Linked DNA regions of Homo sapiens: region 2 is linked to region 1. Evidence: chromatin loops called from intact Hi-C (ENCODE). Cell type or tissue: mammary epithelial cell. All regions are shown on one strand. Links, peaks and the distances in the headings refer to the core of each region. The heading gives the core; the rest is flanking DNA. Region 1 overlaps PTPN3 (protein tyrosine phosphatase non-receptor type 3). Region 2 has its middle 50 kb from the start of MIR3927.

What was found. Hi-C counts contacts between places; a loop is a spot of excess contacts. Peaks named below come from ENCODE experiments on the same cell type or tissue, not always from the same donor. Only the 100,000 strongest peaks of a DNase experiment are listed, where the experiment ranks them.
Region 2: it touches region 1 in a loop (20-fold over the local background); 2 of 110 quality-filtered maps call a loop at or near these places.

Annotation. Positions count from the first base shown.
Region 1 is chr9:109,435,779-109,445,406 of GRCh38, forward strand. PTPN3 (protein tyrosine phosphatase non-receptor type 3) reads right to left here. Exons shown (of 26, transcript NM_002829.4): 7 at 9,462-9,514; 8 at 2,336-2,456; 9 at 1,105-1,192. Among named protein-coding and RNA genes, the nearest start is that of PTPN3, 58 kb to the right of the region's middle. In mammary epithelial cell, for the core only: CTCF peaks have their summits at 5,118 (motif pointing right) and 5,700; DNase peaks (open chromatin) are centred at 5,163 and 7,103; H3K27ac peaks cover 1,489 bases.
Region 2 is chr9:109,556,806-109,566,433 of GRCh38, forward strand. No RefSeq gene overlaps it. Among named protein-coding and RNA genes, the nearest start is that of MIR3927, 50 kb to the left of the region's middle. In mammary epithelial cell, for the core only: a CTCF peak has its summit at 3,836; a DNase peak (open chromatin) is centred at 926; H3K27ac peaks cover 972 bases.

The sequences.
Region 1 (9,628 bases), core at 790-8,789:
TCTAAGATAAAATATTATTTGCAAATGGAATAAAAATGAATGGTCAAGTCCCAAAGCTGATATTTTGTAAGATCTAACACCATTTTCCTTCCTTATTTCCTATATCACAACTTGCCTACCTCACAGGACTGTCAAGGGACCGAAGTGAAACAAAAATAAATGAAAGTGTTTCTATAAACTATGAAAATACATAGATTTAAAATCTGATCATTTACTCAATCTCTATGAGCCTCGGTTTTCTCATCTATAAAACGGGAATAACTAGAATGTCGATTTCACAAGGTTTCTATGATCACAAGGTGAGACCTTATGGTCTCATATGAAAGCATCTGGATAAAGGCTAGTATATAGTAGGTGCTCAATTAATTTTTGCTTCCTTTTGGATATGATGTGGACCAATCACAGGTAGAAAACGTATGCCACTGATCAAAGGTCAGATGCTAATTAGACAGTGAGGGGTCATGTGCTGAAGCTACAACTTGTGTGCTGTGTGACCTCGGTTATGTCCCTGAGTATCAGTTTCTCCATCTGTAAAATGGGGTTAATGATAACATATGGAACTCATGGTATTACCGCAGGAAATAATCCACTGGTGCATAGAAATTGCTTGACAGATGACAGATGTTAGTAAATCCTACTAAAGTAGCCACAACTAATTTCAAATATTTATTGATTTTAACAATTATATCACCATAATCTTTTTAAAAAAACTATCATATATGAGTAACTATCTCCAATTTGAGCAACACTTGAGATTAAGTAGTAGAAATCTTGGCTCCTTAAACCGTCACCTGAAAAATGAATTTATACCTATTTTTTGCCTTTTAAAACCATAATATAAAATGGTCTTACAAAAATTACTAGTTTCTAGTCCCCTAACCCTTCAAAAGGGAAAAGTCTTCAAGTACAAAAGCAAACATTAAAAAAAAGCAATTGGACAAATGACCAACAAAAAATTCAGCATTACTTAATAAACCTTCCAAATATCTTTTAAAAAGTCCTGTTATAATGAAAAAGAAATAGTTTCATCAAAGAATTTTTCAAACTCTCAGAGATTAAAATAAAAACATAATGTTTGAGCCAAGACATAACAAGAATACATACCCTACCACTGTGCAGTTCTACTCCATAGAAGTCGAGGGTCCGCGCTATGTTGATATAGCAGGATTCTGCTTCTGATTGTTTTAGCCCACTACGGAAGAAAAGACAAAAAGCAGAGTTCATCCAATAAAGAGAGGGCATTAACTCCAATTTTAAAAAATCTAGAACATTTGATACCATTTCTGTAAGGTTATTAAATGCCTTATGTTATCAATCTTCAGCAATCTAATGCTAAATTCTACTAAAGCAAGTTTTTATTCTTATCCATTGAATGTGACTCCCTCTAGACCCTCTTGTTTTTAAATTAAATAATACTTCCCCTTTAGTGGGCTCACAATATTCAGACGGAGAAGACTGTTACCTTTCAGAATCCCTGCCCTAATTATTCCAAGTTGCTAATTAGTAGGGAATCTTTAGGTCTCTCTGCCTTTATCTCTTCTTTTGGCAGTGGCCTCAAACTTTCAAACGCCACTGGCCCCGTACTATTTTAGGAGATTGACTTCTGCCCTGGGAGTAATTCTGGGAGAGAGGTTTGGCAATGCCTTCTTAGAAAGGACACTTGGTTGCCTGGCCTTTGTTTTTATGGCTTTCCCAAGAAGAGAGCAGCCCCTTGAGAGCTGGCCTTCTTGGTCAGGGTGGCCTTTATTTGACCTGGACTGCACAGCTGCTGCTGTAGCTTTAAGTAAAACAAGGAAGGGGAAGAGCAGCCAGAATTGGGCATATGTGTTGGAGCTGAGGCTCGCAACAAATACGCAGGGGCAACTGCAGAAGACTCATGCTCCCCACTTGGACATAGGGCACTTTTCATGAACTGAACACAGGAGACTGGTCAGCACTGTACGTCCATCTGTCTGTCTGTTTAACAAGACCTGAAGGAACAGCTTGTTTTATTAAATGTGGTAAACTGCTAAGAGGTTTACCTTGGTACAGTCCATTGGTGGGGCAATCAGATTTCAAAATGGGCATTTCCTTCAGGAATTTACTGATTTCAATGACATCCTGAAAAGGACGCAGCAGCTATCACCCTAAACTCTTACTGGATTTTACACTTTACAGAAATGCTAGTTATGCCAAATATATCTGCCACCATACCAGCTCAAAGGTTCAAAAACCCCCGACATCTTGAAAGAGGATTCATGCACAAAAGAAAGAGGCTGCATCAAACACAAAGGGATATGATGTCTGAAAATACCCAACCCAAGTCCCCAAAGTAGGCCACCCCAGCCCCCCTCACCTGTGCTGCTCATGCAGAGATTCGACTTTTGTTAAAAAGTCCTCATTTTGATCGGGTATAAAGTGACTATCGGAAAGATAGCCTGGATGATGTATGGAAGAATTATAGTCTCCAAAATGAGCTATCAAGACAGAAGAAGGGGAAAATCATAATTAGTTTTGCCTTTTTAATATGGTTTGCATTTATAAGCATCTACAGCATCATCAGAATAACATTAATTAGAAATACTCTTCTGGTAAGTTCTACACCACATGAACTGAAGCTTCTCACTAGCTCCAGATTCCACACTTATCTGAGCCTTCACTATAGGCTAAGATACTATCACACATGATCCAATCAAATTCTCATTCTCCCCAAGGACACAGAGGGAGAAAATTAGGAGACGGTGTTTGAACCTAGGCCCTGTTCTAATCCCACACCTCTTCCATACACTGTGGTCAGCACAGCAGTTTGCACTCATGCCACTGGATAAAGAGAACCCACTGGGGGAAATGCCACAATCCATATGCCACACACGGTGCAGGCTTTCTCTGCCATACCCCAAGGTTACCATAACACTGGACCAATCTGCTCTAAAAACTGGGTGTAGGCAGAAGGGAGGCCATGCCGACCTGACCACTCTCCACATCCTGACCCATCCCCTGGGATTCAGGGAGGTGTGGAAGAAAGGGGACCAGGATGTGCTCAGAGGCCACAGGGACAAAAGGTGGGTGGGAGTGGGGCTGAATGGTCAGGGCTCAGGCAACAGCAAAGTTCCTAGGGAGAAAGACACATTCTAAGGGGAGTCAGAAGATATGAAGAGAGATTCTGGGGCTATCAGGGGAATCACATTAGGGACCTGCAGGTGCAGAGGGAAAAGGAAGGGTGACTTCCAGACTAGCCCCTGGGCAAAATGGTACTGCTCCCTTGAGACCCTTGACTGTTGTCTGCCAATGTGAATTGAATTGTTGATGCCTATGATGTGATGGGCATTCTTGAGAGTTGTGCAGTGCTCAACCTGTACAAGTGTCCATGGCTGCCTCAAGGACTCAAACCATTTGGGTGTCTGGACCATTGAGGAAACTGGGAAAAAGGATGGCACCAGGTGAAGAGCAAAGGACCAGGCTTATGGGACCTGAGGACATCCATTTCCCTTCTCCACAAGTTTTCCCATTTGTCTAAAAACAGAATTGAGGAGATAATCTCTACCTCTAATGGGGCAACCGATCTCGTATTCCATTTTCTTGACAAACAAAACAAAAAAAAGCTTCTACTTCATCTTTAAAAAAAAAATTAGTCCTGATCTTTCCAAATATTTTAATGAATTTCTTCCTGTAGCTCGCTGCAATGCCAGGAGCCTCCTGAGGACTCTCAATTCAACACCAAAGATTTCCAAATCAAATAACTCCTTCTCTGTTACAAGGGCAGAGTATGGGAAAGATATGGTGATACTTTGTGGCCAATCTCAGAAGGGAAGTGGGTGAGACAGGTAGCTGCTTGGGTGAATTTCACCATGAAGTTGAAAGGGCAATGCAGCCGGGCATGGTAGCTCACGCCTGTAATCCCAGCACTTTGGGAGGCCAAGGCGGGTGGATCACCTGCGGTCAGAGGTTTGAGACCAGCCTAGCCAACATGGTGAAACCCCATCTCTAGTATAAATACAAAAATTAGCCAGGTATGATGGTGCATGCCTGTAATCCCAGCTACTTGGGAGGCTGAGGCATGAGAATCGCTTGAACCTGGAAGGCAGAGGTTGCAGTGAACCGAGACTGAGCCACTGTACTCCAGCCTGGGTGACACAGCCAGACTCTGTCTCAAAAAAGAAAAAAAAAAAAAGGGAAGATGCAAAGGTTATGTTTCATTCAGCCTTGTTCACCTAACTGCCCTCACAACACAGGGCTGCTCTTTTGAGATCCACACCATAACGAAGGGATCTGTTTCCTTCCTACACTGTGCCTCAAGTGCTGGGAGTGGGTCAGACTCACCTTTAGGGCCCCCAGCACCAGGCATGACACACAGTAGGTGCTCAGAAATTTGGGTGCTCAGAACTGATCTGTACAGAGGCTGATGCAAATTTCAGTTCTGGAAGGGGAAAAGGGCAGAGAGCCAAGTGACCAATGCATGCAGACTTGGTCAAGGTTAGACCAGAGGCTGTTAAGGCCAGCCAAATGTGGCCAAGCTGTGGAAAGAAATGTCAAGGCTATGTGGCTGGTGAGTTTGTGCAGGGTTAAGCGCACATGGTGCGTTCACAGGAAATCATTTAAATGCCCTGACACAGCATGCCCAATGAGGAAATTGCTAGAAAGCATTAGAATCACTTCCTTCAAAGCTCTCATGTTAAGAGTGAAGAAATTGCGGTCTGGAAAGGAAAAGACACCTTTGGGACAGGGTCAAGATCAGAACCCAGGTGATCTGAACCCCAGTTAGTGCTCCTACCACCCCACCAGCCTGCCTGCCAGGCCTGTGAGCCGCTGCTGGCCATTTGATGGCAGCAATCATGTCCCCAAAGGCCAACCAAATGCTGTAAATGACTTTTCCTGATCCTCAAGGTGGAGTCCTATGAACCTTTACTCTGTTGGTTTCATTAGCTCATGGAGATCCTCCTGGATCCCAATAAGGTTATCCATCATACCAGTTAACAGTCCCATCCCTGGTATCATTCTGCAAACATGAACAGCAAGGTTCTCTCTTTAGGCAAGTTGCTGACAAATGTTCTGAGCTTCGAACACAACCAATGAGCCTCCCTGTGGGGTGGTTTTCCCTTTAAATCCTAAGCGGCCACTCTGTGCAAAGCTCTGTGCTAACCACTAGGGGGAAACAAAGTTAAACAGTGATAAACATTTGCAAAACACTGGGCGGTTTCACATCGATTTCAATGATGTCATCCCACTTGTTACTCATGGTAACCCTGTGATATAGGCAATGCTTTTTATCCCCACTAAACACATAAGGAAACAGACCCAAAGGGGTCTGCCACTGTTGCTCAGCTGCTAATTTGGAGGCTAGACTCTGACCATAGTCCCTGCTCTTACCTACTTACTATACTATATGCTCCAAACTCCTAAGTAATCCATTTTCCTATCTGTGAGAAAGCAACACATGCAAAAGCTAATTATAGCAAACAAAAAAGGAAGTGCTTATGTGGGAAATACCTTGTCATTTTAAGTTCCATGCTTTCTTCTGGTTGATAATATTTTATGTTTTGCAGCAAAGAGAGGGTATATCCCAGGTTCCAAAGTACAGCATTTCAAGCTGCCCGGCTGTTGTACTTGGAAAGACTTTTACCTGCTATTCATTCAACTCCAACCTGATCTTAGAGGCGGTTCTCAGGGGTCATTCCTAGGACGTTTTCCCAGATGCTCTCCCCTCTCCCTAAGCAGGATGAAGTGCACCCCTGGTGGCCATCTCCACTGCTAGTATCATCCACATCTGCCTCCCTACAGGCTGTAGACTCCTTGGGGAGAGCAGTGTGTTTTATCCATCTGTGCACCCTGAGGCTGGTACAGACCTCTATGTGGCACAGGTGCAGGGAACATTCTGGAATAAACATATATTCCAAAAAATATACTTTATTCTTTGAGCCTCATAAAGCCTTGGCAGGCCATTAACAATTTTCCATCATTGTATATTTTTGGGTACTTTACCTGAAGATCACTTTTTTTTTTTTAAGAGATGGGGTTGCTCTGTTGCTCAGGCTGGTGTGCAGTGGCATGATCATGGCTCACTGCAGTCTCTAATTCCTGGGGTCAAGCAATCCTTCCACCTCAGCATCTCAAGTAGCTGGGATTACAGGTGCAAACCACTATGCCGGACTTTATTTTTTATGTAATAAGAAAATGTGCTTTTGGTTAGCTGGTCACAGTGAGGACTTATATCAGATGCCCCTCTTGGAAGAATTTAGCAAAATATATCATAAAATGTAGGTGTACCTTTTGATCCAGTAATTTCATATACAATAATTAATTTTTTTTTTGAGACAGAGTCTCACTCTGTTGCCCAGGCTGGAGCACAGTGGTGCAATTATGGCTCACTGCAGCCTTGACCTCCAGGGCTCAAATAATCCTCTCACCTCAGCCTCCCCAGTAACTTGAACTACAGGGGTGTACCACCACACCTGGCTAATTTTTGTATATTTTGTAGAGACAGGGTTTCACCATGTTGCCCAGGCTGGTCTCAAACTCCTGGGCTCACGCAATCCGCCTGCCTCAGCCTCCCAAAGCGCTGAGAATACAGGCGTGAACCACCGTGCCTGGCACAAGTATTAATCTTAAAGAAATGTATGCTCTGCAATATATATATTTATTGAGGGTGGAGGGATAAAAGCTTATACTTAAAACTGCTTGCCTGATAAGCCATGATTCTATTAGCATGACAGTAATGTGACTATTTCTACTGAAGCCAGTTTGTACTTTTTAGGTGCCCACAACTTCTTTAGCCCCCATTCTATCAGTTCTTTGCAGAAGGGAACCTGACTACTGAAGCCTGCGATAGAATTCTTTATTTGCTTTTTAAATTTTACTCTAAATAGAATTTACTGTTTACAACAGGCAATTCCCTGACAGCTTTCTTCTGGGCAGACATGAAAATACAGTAAGAGCTAACACTTGACACGTGCCATGCACTATTCTAATAGTTTTACATACAGTCACTCATTTCATCTTCACTACAACCCTTGAAGGAGACACTTATTATCCTCATGGGTCAGGTAATGAAACTGAGGTCTGGAGAAGCTCAAAGTCGGGCAGGTACAAGTGGAAAAGGCAAGACCTAGGTATATGGCTCCAGTCCAGTTCTCAATGACTCAGCCAGGGATGGTCCAACAATAAAGAATTTTTAGTTACAGATCACCTTCACATTATTGCTTAATTTGAACCAAGGTAGCCATATTGAGAGCTGTCTTAAATCACTCACCTCAGTTTTACAGGTGAGAAAACCAAGATTAGGAGAGGCAATCCCACATAACTGGCCACCGGAGACATCAGATTTTTTTTTTTTTTTTTTGAGACAGGGTATCACTCTGTCACAAAGGCTGGAGTGCAATGGCATGATTATGGCTCACTGCAGCCTCAACCTCTGGGGCTCAACAGATACTACCCCCTCAGTCTCCCTAGTAGCTGGGACTACAGGCACCGCACCACCACACCCAGCTAATTTTTCTATTTTTTGTAGAGATGGGGCTTCATAGTGTTGCCCATGCCAGTCTCGACCTCCTGGGATCAAGTGATCCTCCTGCCTCAGCCTTAGAAAGTACTAGGACTACAGATGCACACCACCATGCCCAGATAATTCTTCAGTTTTTGTAGAGACAGGGTCCTACTATAATACCCAGGCTGGTCTCAGACTCTGGGGTTCAAGGGATCCTCCCGTCTCAGCCTCCCAAAATACTGGGATTACATGCGTGAGCCACCACACCTGGCCAGGGATGCCAGGATTTAAATTGAATATGCCTATATTCTAGTTAGTGTTCCTGCCTCATAAACCTGAAGCTCAGGCTGTGAACACCAAACTTGCTCTGAGACATGGGGAGGCTCAGTCTCCTCAGCTGATTGGCCTGGCAGACACAGAGTTCACAAGGTCTACAGATCATAAGAATACAAACTGGTGACCATGCCACTTCCCATATGGATGTGAAATGGCCGGGCCTGTCCCAGGTATATTGTAGGGAGAAGGGAAGGTTCAAATCCACCCAGGCCCATTCGCCTGTTTTGAGTTTCCCACTAAGGAGGAGGCGATGCAGGTATCGATGGAGAGACTAACTCTGGTACTCGTCTTACTCGTGAATAGGGTCATCTTTGATGTCCCCTGCCCTCCACCTCCTGGTTCCATGCAGGTGGGTGGGTAAGCTGCAGGCCCAGCCACCTTGCTCTTCACCTCCTTCATTTCTGTTCTTTCCTGGTAGGGAAATAGGCAGACCTAGGGCCACCTCAGGAGTCCGTCAGCCTTCTCTTGCTATTTTGCCTGTTCTGAGACCAGAGCAGGGTGTGTAGTTCAGCCAGTGCCTGCTCTCAGACCTGATCATCTTGCTGCCTTATCTATCTATCACACAGTAGGTCAACAGGGTAATAGGCCAAGATGGTTTGGGCTTCTGGTAGAGGAGATTTCTTAGGTCTGGAGCTGCAAATGGCTCTACCTGAGTACTATGCTGATGAACTGTACTGCCACCACAAAGCTAGCTACTATAAAGTGACATTTTGCTCTCATCTGGCTATACGTTCTTTTCATTGTGCCTACCCAGCATCTACCCACAGGACTTGGAAGGGAATATACCCTCGATAAAGTTTTGCTGATTGAATGAGCGGATTCCTACTCCAGTTTAAACCAGCCTTCAAGAAAATTCCATCTGGACTTTCTATCCAATATGGTAGCCACTAGCGACGTGCGGTTAGTCCAAATTGAGATGTACCGTCAGTGTAAAATCCAGACTGATTTTCAAAGACTTAGTATAAAAAAAATGTAAAATATCTTGCTAATAACTTTGTACATTAAGTTAAAATGCTAATATTTTCAATATATTGCATTAAATAAAACATAAAAAACCTCCTGTTTCGTTTTACCTTTTTTAATGAGTGTACTAGAAAACTTAAGTTACATATATGATTCACATTATATTTCTATTGAATAGCACTGGTATAGATCAATATACAATCCATTAGCTATACTGCAACTCTGAAAAGAAATTCCTAAGATCCCAGTAGTGTTTTAGAGTAGCACCAACCAAGCAGCAGGGGTGACTCCTAGCAAATTTCTTAACCTAGCTGGGTCTAGGTTTCCATGTGTATAAGGGATGACTGATACAAATATTTGTCCCACTGGGATTTGTATGAAGATCAGATCAAATGCCTGAGCAAAGTTTCTGGAAAATGCAATGTGCAACAGCTGTCTGCTGTCTGATGGGCTCCCTTGGAGAAAATTTCACACCACAGTTCATTCATTCCTTTCCCCTTAACCACCTTCCTTAATCTAACATCCCCATGCTACAGGAGAGTGCCAGTCTGAGTAGAAACACATATCTGGACAGCCAGAGATATGCTGCCCAGCAGGATTCCTGGGGAAGAGGGACTTGGTCAAGCAGGAGGAACCAGTGACTTTCTCCACACACTGATCAGAACAACCTGTCCATCCGTGAAATGCTCCCTTTGTGACTTACATTGTACGGCATAGGACGCTAGAACCACTGCTGAGTTAAGAGGGCAGGTTAACCTGTCAGGAGAAAAACATATTAGCAAAGTCACAAGAACCAACAACAGCCTTAAACATTGACAGATCATGCGTAGTAACACATGTCTTTCTTTGCTTTGATCAACCATTACAAAA
Region 2 (9,628 bases), core at 477-8,476, 120 kb after region 1:
AGGATGTGTCCACTGAAAACCTGTCTGAGTCTGATACGGAAGAGGCAAACCTAGAGGAAAGGAAAAGAGAAGATAACTATCAGGATCCCTTGACTGGCTGGTCATTGCAGCCTGCAGCCTGGAATTGCCTGCTCAACGCTGGGTTAGGAAGAACTTTGGCATCTTGACTTCCACTTTATCATGGGCCATCTGGCTAGAAAGCAGCCAAAAGCAGAGACAGCATCCTTTCTCCATACCTGGACAGCATTGGGGATTGTGGCTGTGAAGGCAGAGGCGACCCAGCCTAAATGCCTTCTACATGGAAGACCAGCAGGCCATGTGCTGGGCAAATCCTTTCAGCAGTTTATTTGTAGAAAGGAACCACATGATAGCTGATCAGAGAATGAGGGTGCTTTTCCAGACATAAGATTTGAGTGTAGAGAGGCCAAAAGGAATGCAAGGCCTTAGGAAAACTTGACCTTTGTCAGCCTCTGCAACCCCAGAAGCTAGTAGAGGTCTTGTTTCCAGGGACAATTAGCCACAGCACAGCATGGGGCCCAAGAGGGCACTGATTCCTGAGAAACATCAGCCATGTCCAGGCTGAGACTGAGAAGACCTGCCCCTCGTCTGGGGACCTCACTCATGGCAGTTCTCCTGCTGGATAGCCAGTATGTGCGCAGGGAGGCCCAAGCCCACACAATCACGTTCTTAGCATGCAAATCTCATTCTTTACTTGTGTGTAGTGGCGAGGGTTGCAGTCACACTCTTGGAAACTGGAGAGAGCTGGAAGCAAGGAAAGAAAGACAAGTCAGAGTAAGCAGCCCTGAAATGCATGTGGCGCTATTTTAGTGAATGGATTGGGTAAGGAGAGGGCAGTGAGTCGAGGCAGTGGCCCAGTTCCTTGCCCAAGTGTATGAACAACAAGCTTCAGACTACAAGGCTGTTCCAGAAAATTTGCCCTAAGGGTGGAAATGTTTTAAGTCTGCATGTTCTGACGTGGTGGCCACTAGCTACTTATGGCTCTTGAGCACCTGGAACGTGATTATGACAATAAGGAAGTGTATTTTAAATTTTACTTAATGTTAATTAATTTAGACTTAAATATAAATAGCTACTGTAGTGGCTAGGGGCTGCCATACTGGACAGCAAAGTACCAGAGAACAGGGGGCAGGAATTTGGGCTTTAGAGTAAGACAGAGAGTCTTGCCTTCCTCCCTGGCTACCCCTGTGAGCTCAGATAAGCCATTAGACCTCTTTGTGCTTTAGTTTTCTCTTATTTAAAACAGGGCTGATGGTACCAGCCTCCTTGCCCTAGTGCCTGCAGGTAGAAATGCCCAACAGAAGATTGGCTTCTATTTGCAGACACCTATTCAAATTCCTATGCACTCAACAACCATCATTTAGACAACTCTGTTCCAGTCCTGAGAATCCCCAGCTGTAAGTCAAGGTATAGCTGCCGGGAACTTTCCAGGTTCTATAGGAAGCCCTTGGAGCTGGAGGCAGGAATAAGGAAATGGTTTCTGAGAAACCAGTCTCCTGTGTTTGGAAGGATCCAGGTTCATGGGCTCCTGTATCTCTGATGATGGAAAAGAGGGTCCCAAGGAGCTTTCCCAGGAAGCAACCATCCTAGGATGCTCAGTTCTGGGCAGACTCCTTTCATGAGATTTGTCTCCAAGACCAAGTTGAGTGCTGCGCCAGAGACTTTGAGAAACTCTAATGAGACCTCAGGGGGCAATTGCCCTGGGGGAGGTTGCAGAGGGAGGTGTTGGGATCCATGTCCCATGAGTCTTACTTGAAGGAAAGGGGCCATGATACCATAGGTTGGAGACAGGTTCCTGCTTCCCAGGCCCATGGCCTTGTCCATGAGGCAGGAAGGAAATACTGGCCACAGGCACCCAAGACTTCAGTGATAGTACTAGTCCCTGGCTTGTAAAGTGAGTTTCCAGGGCAAAAGGCCTGTGCCCACTGGCTGCCAGGGAGGGGGTGGGTACAGAGGAGCCAAAAGCCTGGGAAGACTGCAAGATTGAGTCCAATTTCCTGCCTCTTACTGTGAACTGGAAAGCAAACGCCTAGCCTGGCTTATTAAGGAAAGATACAGAGAGAGGACAAGATTTCACAACTCAGTGTTTTCTCAAATTTCTGAATTCCAGCCTCATTGCCCGTAGGTGACCTTCAGTGTGTCCCCAGGGTCTGGGAGCTGGGTCCCATGTTAGGCCCCCATGACTGTGGGAGGCAGTGATGTCACTGGCCTCCTGTTTCCATGTCTTCTGTATTCAGCACGCCCTGTGAGTTTGGTGTTCCTGGGAAGCCACTCCTCTCATGGCACTGCCTGGCAGCCCGCCGTCTCCTCTTGCTCTCATTCCAGGGCCACTGATGCTTATATTCCCATGGGGTCCCCAGCCACATATCATACCTCTCATCTCTCTCCTTTGGTCCTCATTCAGGATAATCTTTCATCTGCCTATGTTCTCTGCTAAGAATGTCCTTCTTACCTGAATGCTGTCCCTTTGCTTAAATACATCTCTCTGCTTTTCTGAAAACTTTTCCTACGCTGTGGCCTGAATTCCTCTTCCCTTCCTTGGACTTCTTCAACACTGTGTTTTGACCGTATGTCACTCAGTAGGACATTTGATTCTACACAAGGAAGCACCTCATTAGTCCTGCTGTCATAAAATCCTCCCCGTCCCACTGCTTGTCCACATCCCCCACCAAATCCAGCCTCACTGAGGGGTGCTGGGAGCCTGCAGATTAGGTGCAGTCTCTTCTCAGGAAAGAGCTTAAAATGTTTCTTCTATACGCTCATGCAGTGAAGCCTCCAGGGTTGATACCAGGGAGCAAGAAAATCAGAGCACCCTCAGGGGGTTGAGGCAGGAGACTGAGAACCCCCTGTGTCCTACTAGATCCTCAATGTGGCCCTCCAGGGCATTGAATCCAGCCGATGCCATCAGGATAAAAGCCCAGACAATGGCAACACCTGGCAAAATCGGAGTCATTGCCTGCGTTAGTATACCAAAGACATGCATCAAAAATGGCAATTTCAGCTGCAACCAAATGACCAGTTTCTTCTTTTCTCTGGCAGCAGTGTACTACCAGGTTCAGCTGTTTCTTGATCCCAATCCTGGGCCTGAAGGGTAAAGCTACATTGTCAACACAGAGAAGGGTATCTCTCTGTTTTCATTAATAGGAGAGCATGTGTCTCATTCATTAAAAAGTTGTTCACATATAAGACGTAGTATAGCTTAGATCAGAGAAAAGTTCCCCTCAGCTTTATAATTGATTATGATGGGGTGAGGGTGGGAATAATAATTAGAATAACATTCAGCCTTGGGTTCAAATTTCTCCCCTATTATTTCCTAGTTGGGCGAGTGATTCCGTGTCTCTGAGCCTCAGTGTCCTCATCTGTAAAATGGGAATAATAATGGTAACTACCTCACAGAGTGTTGTGAGGGTTAAGTGAAATCGTGCATTTCAGACATTGAGTACAGTTCTTGGGACAGGGTTAAATGCTCAGTAAGTATTAGCTATTATTGATATTATCAGGAGAGCAGTATCAATCATCAGATAAATCTATAGTATTAGAATATAGACACTTACTAGGTTTCAGCAGTAGGTACATGAAATGTACTTGGTTACAAGACTGTGCAGTTTTGGCTTTCTTGTGACCACAGAAGTGAAATGAACCAAGGACACCAGTGGAATCTGACCCAAGGGTCTTGGCTAAGGACAGATGGCCTGAGTGCCCCTTCTGGTTGCCCATTTTTGAGTTGCTTCCTTGTGCTAATGACATCATGCAGAGCAAAGCCATGCACAGAGAAGTGAACAACGGTCCGAGCACCAGGCGGCTCACAGGCCCCACCTGGAGGAAGGGATTGGGTAGAGTTGGAAGTGGATGGAAGGGGCCAGTGACTGAGATCGCCTGGGGAAGAATGTGAGTTCCAGATAAAGGGAAGCCTTGGGCCTGGAGTTTGAAAGCCTCTTGAACACCTACATGTCTGTACTTTCTCCTCCAGGCATGGCTGGGACCTGGGAAAATCAGCCTCATTCCCCAGTCCCTCCTGCTTGCCTGTGCTCTGGCGGAAAGAACACTCTGGGTTGGGAGAACGTAGCAATTACTGCTCTAGTGGCTCCTGTGAGAGGGCTTAGGTTGCCAGTGACCAGGGCAGTCTGCTGCCTTGTCATGTTCCCTGCCCTTTGCCAGTTCTAAAGAGGGAGGGATAGGAAGCCAACAGGATTATTAATGTGGCCGTTGTTGTTACTGGCACCGTCACCACTCTCAGTTGTAAAGCCGGACAAGGGAATTGGCTAGATCAGAAAACTACCTTCAAGTATTCAGATTCCTCTAATTAGATCAAAGAAGAAAAGAGAAGAAAAAAGACACTAATGAGCAATGAGAGACCAGAATGAACACTGAAGTCCATTTATTCAGAAGCAAAAGTCAGAGAAGGCAATGAGATGTGGTCAAGACAGGAAACTGCCCGGCAGGATACAACACTCCTTATCTTCCCTATCTCCTGCCTCCTGGCCTAAGACCATTGTCGATAGGCTACTGTGTGGTAGAATTGTCTTATGTAATCCTAGGGACAACCTTATGACCTAGGGGTCATTGTACCTATTTTACAGGTAAGGCAAAGGAGGTTCAAAGAGCGTAGGGGATTTGTCCACATTTATTTAGCGAGTAAGTGAGAGAGTGGAAGTTGAACTCAGGTCTGTTTGCATCTGAAGTTCTCTAATTGGTAATTTGGATTTCACCTCCCATGGCTCCACTTTCCTTCTCGGTAAAATGGGAGAGTGAAACTGATTTTAACATCATGCTTCTAACCCCCAATGACTACAAGTGGCCATCAAGTGCTGGAAAATGGGAAAGTGTGTGAAAGAACCATTGTCATGAAGCAGCAGCTCTGTGACTGGGTAGAGTTATCCATGCGAGAGGTCTGTGCCAGAGGCTGGCACTTGGCACCAGCAGCATTAGGAGGGAGGAGGGAAGTTCTTAGGATGTAGGGATTGGGACATGTAAGACCATCTGGGTCCTGAAGGAAGGACAAGTCTCTGTGCCTGTCTACCTGTTTCTCCAGCCATGAATCTTGGGTTCTCACTCCTACTTCCTCCCTAGGAGAGACTCAGTCCTGTCTAGCTAGCTCTGTGCTACCATACCAGACCCTCAGTTGTTAAAGCTATGTCCTCCTTACCCAGGTATTTCTCTTTCCATCCCTCTTTATCACAGCATCAGCACCAGCACCAGGAGGTTCCTGGAAAAGTGGCTGGAGACATGGTCCCCTTGTCCATGTAGCCAGGCAGGTCTGGCTTCTCTGAGAATTGTTGGAAATGACCCAAGTACAAAAGTGTAAATCAAAGCTCCTCACATGCTTTGAGACCTTCACATTTTCACTGAACTGGCAATATCAGCAGCACTGCTCCATGCCCACTACACTGGTATGACTGTTAGGATTTCAAACAACCATCAAAGCCCCAGCAGGAAGTCTTCTCTGACTTCACTGGTGATGCCAGAATATTCTGTAGTCCAGCTCACACTCTATCCAGCTACTATAAGACCCTCCAAGGACAATTTTTCTTCTTCTTCTTCTTCTTCTTCTTCTTCTTCTTCTTTTTCTTCTTCCTCTTCCTCTTCTTCTTCTTTTTCTTCTTCTTCTTCTTCTTCCTTCTTTTTTAATAAAAACCCCCATGGTGCACTTTTGGAAAAAAAATTTTTATTGAGGTATAATTTGCATATTAAAATGCACCCATTTTATGTGCACATTTGATGACTTTTGACATATTTATATACCTTAAATTTTCATGCAATATAATTGTGAAATAATCAGTATATGGAACATTTCTATCATCCTAAAAAGTTTCTTGTGCCCTTATTTAATTTTCCATGCACTTTTGGTCCTAAGCATCCACTGATGTGCTTTCTTGTCATAATAGATTTTTCTTTTTTATACTTTCATATCAATGAAGTCATACATTATGTACTTTTTTTGTGTCTGGTTCCTTTCAGAGCAGCATAAGAATGTTGAGATTCATTCACGTTGTTGCATGTAACATAGGTTGTTTTTATTATTGTCGCATACCTTATCTTATGGATAAGCTACAATTTGTTTGGCCATTCGCTATTAATGGTCATTTGGATTATTTCCAGTATTGGTTTAGGATGAATAAAGCCACAATACTATGAATATTTGCATACAAGTCTTTGTGTAGATAAGTTAGCATTTTCTTGGTAAATACTTAGGAGTGGAAATTGCTGTCTTGCTGTACATTTATGTTTAACTTTATAAGACATTTGGGTTGTGTCAAATGATTCTTCTCCATCTGTTGAAAAAGGCATATGAGTTATCTTGTTAAGTCTGTTAATATGGTGAAATACAGTAGTTGAATGTCAAATGTTAAATATTCAACCACTTGGTCTGTGATGTATTATCCTTTTTATACATTGCTGGATTTGATTTGTCGAGATTTTACAGATTTTTGCATTTATATCATGAAGGATATTGATCTCTGCTTTTTATTTCTTGTCATGTATTTTGGTTAGGTATCAGGGTAATGTTGGTCTCATAAAATGATTCGAAAGTGTTTCCTCCTCCTCTATATTCTATAAGACTTTGGGTAGAATAGGTATTATTTCTTCTTTAAATGTTTTATAGAATTTGTCAGTAAAGGTAACTGGGCATGGAGATTTCTTTGTCAGAAGGTTTTAAATTATAAACTTACATTTTTAAAGAGATATTGGGATACTCAGATTTGCTATCTTCTTCCTGAGTCATTTTTGGTAATTTGTTTCTTTTAAGGCATTTGTCTATTTCATCTAAGTTATTACATTTATAGGCTAAAAATTGTTAATAATATTCTCTTATTATCTTTTTAATCGCTGTAAGCTCGATAGTAGCATCCCTCTTTCATTTCTAATATTGGAAATTTGTGTTTCCTCTTTTGTTTCTGATATTGGTTGTATTTTCTCCTTTTAACTTAATCAGTCTAGCGGTGTATCAATTTTATTGATTTTTTTGTGTGGGAAATTAGTTTTTGGTTTAATAGATTTTTTTGTTTAACTATATTCCATTTTATTAATTTCTGCTTTTGTTTTTATTTTCTTCATTCTACTTACATTGCATTTAATTTGTTTTTTTTCCCCTAGGTTAAGATGAAAGTGTAGATAATTAATTTAGACCTTTCTTATTTTATAATATAAGGAGATAATGCTTTAAATTTCCCTGTAATCATGGCTTTATTTGTATGTACAAATTTTTATATGTTGTGTTTTAATTTTCATTCAGTTCAAAATATTTTACAATTTTCCAAGTAATTTATCCTTTGACCCATGATTTCATTAGAAATGTATTATTTAATTTCCAACTATTTGAAGTTTTTTCAGATTTTTTTGTTATTGATTTCTAATTTACTTCCATTGTAATCAGAGAAGGGGCTCTGTAGTATTTAAATCTTCTGACATCTATTGAGACTTGCTTTATGATTGAACATGATATATTTTGGTGAATGTACCATGTACACTTGAAAAGAATGTATGTTCTGTTGTTGGGTTGAGTATTCTATAAATATAGTAAGTCCAATTGATTGATAGTATTATTTAGTCTCCTATGTTCTACCTAATTTTGTGGCTGCTTGTTTTAACAATTACTGAGAGAGGAATTTTGACATCTCCAGTTATAGTTGCCAATTTAGCTTTTCTTTTTTGTCAGTTTTTGCTTCATGCAACTTAAAGTGCTGTTATTGGGTGTAGGCACAATTAGTATTGTTATGTCTTTGTTATAATAAAATGTCCCTCTGTATCTCTTTATCCTGAATGTCACCCTTTCTTATGCTCAATCTTAACATGATATTTTCTTTCTTATGCTCAATGTTAACATGGCATTTTCTCCATAATTTAAATTTTAACCTACCTGTATCTTTATATTTAAAGTTGCTATTGTCTAGACAATATATAGTTAGGTCTAACATTTTTATCTCATCTGACAATCTCTGTTTTTTTAGACCAAGAATCTTTTAACAGGAATTTTTTCTTTCTTCCTTTCATCCTTTTCACTACTGGCATTATACATTTTACTTCTACACATGTAATAAATCCCACAATATATTATATTTGCTTTAAATAGTCAATCGTTTTAATTAAAAATGGAGAAAAATCTAATTTTACTCATATCATTACTATTTCAAGTGTACTTAATTTTATTATGTAGATCTAAGTTTTCATCTGATATTATTTTCCTTCCCCTGGAAGATGTTCCTTTAAAAATATGTCTTGGGCCGGGCACGGTGGCTCACGCCTGTAATCCCAGCACTTTGGGAGGCTTAGGCGGGCAGATCACCTGATGTCAGGGGTTCAAGATCAGCCTGGCCAATGTGGCGAAACCCCATCCCTACTAAAAATGCAAAAATTAGCCAGGTGTGGTAGTGTGTGCCTGTAGTCCCAGCTACTTGGGAGGCTGAGGCAGGAGAATCGCTTGAACCCAGGAGGCAGAGGTTGCAGTGAACCGAGATGGCACCACTGCACTCCAGCCTAGGCAACAGAGTGAGATTCTGTCTCAAACAAACAAACAAACAAAAAGACATGTCTTGTAGAACAATTTAGCTGGTGATGAATTTCTTATGTTCTGGTTTTTTTTCTAAGGAGGTTTTAATTTGGCCACACTTTTGAAAGGTATTTTTACTGGACATAGAATTCTAGGATTATAGTTGACTTTTGTTTCAGCATTTTAAAGATGGATTCCATTGTTTTCTGGCTGCTTTTATTTCTCATAAAAAGTTAGTGTCATATCTTTGTTCCTGTCTGTGAAGTGTGCTTTTTTCTCCTCTGGCTGGTTTAAAGAGGGTTTTGTTGTTGTTGTTGTCGTTTCTTCTTTATTGCTAGTTTTCAACAATTTGATTATCTGTGCCTTGATGTGATTTTCTTTAAGTTTTCTCGGTTTGGTGTTTGTTGAGCTTCTTGGGTCTGTGTGTTTACAGTTTTTATCAAATCTAGAAGCTATTTGACCATTATTTTCTCAAATATTTTTTCTGCTTATCTCTTGCCCTCCTGCCCCCTCCCCCCCACCCCATGTGTGCTGTTTTCCACCTTTGTAGTTATAACTGGGTAATGCTACGCTTAGTACTCTTAATTTGTTTCTCTTTTTATTGACAAGGGAAGCTGGTCAATTACAAAAGGACCGAAAGCTGGTCCTTCTAGTGACAAAGGAAACTTCCTAGGTTTTGGACCTAGGAAGGGTAATATTAAAAATACTTAACAATCATTACAGTATGGCAAGGAGCAAAAAGAATGGTCACTAGCCTAAAATAATAGGCAAGACATGGGGCATCATTGCAAAAAACAGTCCTGGACCAGGTTCTAGGAGGAGAGAGGGGTGGGATACAACACCTGTGATCATTCCTCCTTCAACAGCCAGCCAAGAGCTGTCTTCATTTCCATCCTCAGGAGTGGAAGTGGTGGGTGATAGGGCAACAAGTTCACTTGGTAAAGAAGAGCTGGCTGTCATTCTTGATTGGCTGGTGAGCTGGGATTTTTTTTCTTTGGTATGAGATATTGGAGTATGACTTCTATGGTTGCACAGTTATACTTTTTAATATCATTATCAGTTAATAAATTCCAACACATGTATGCTGCATGGATATCCAGAGTTGCTCAGGGGTGTCACAGC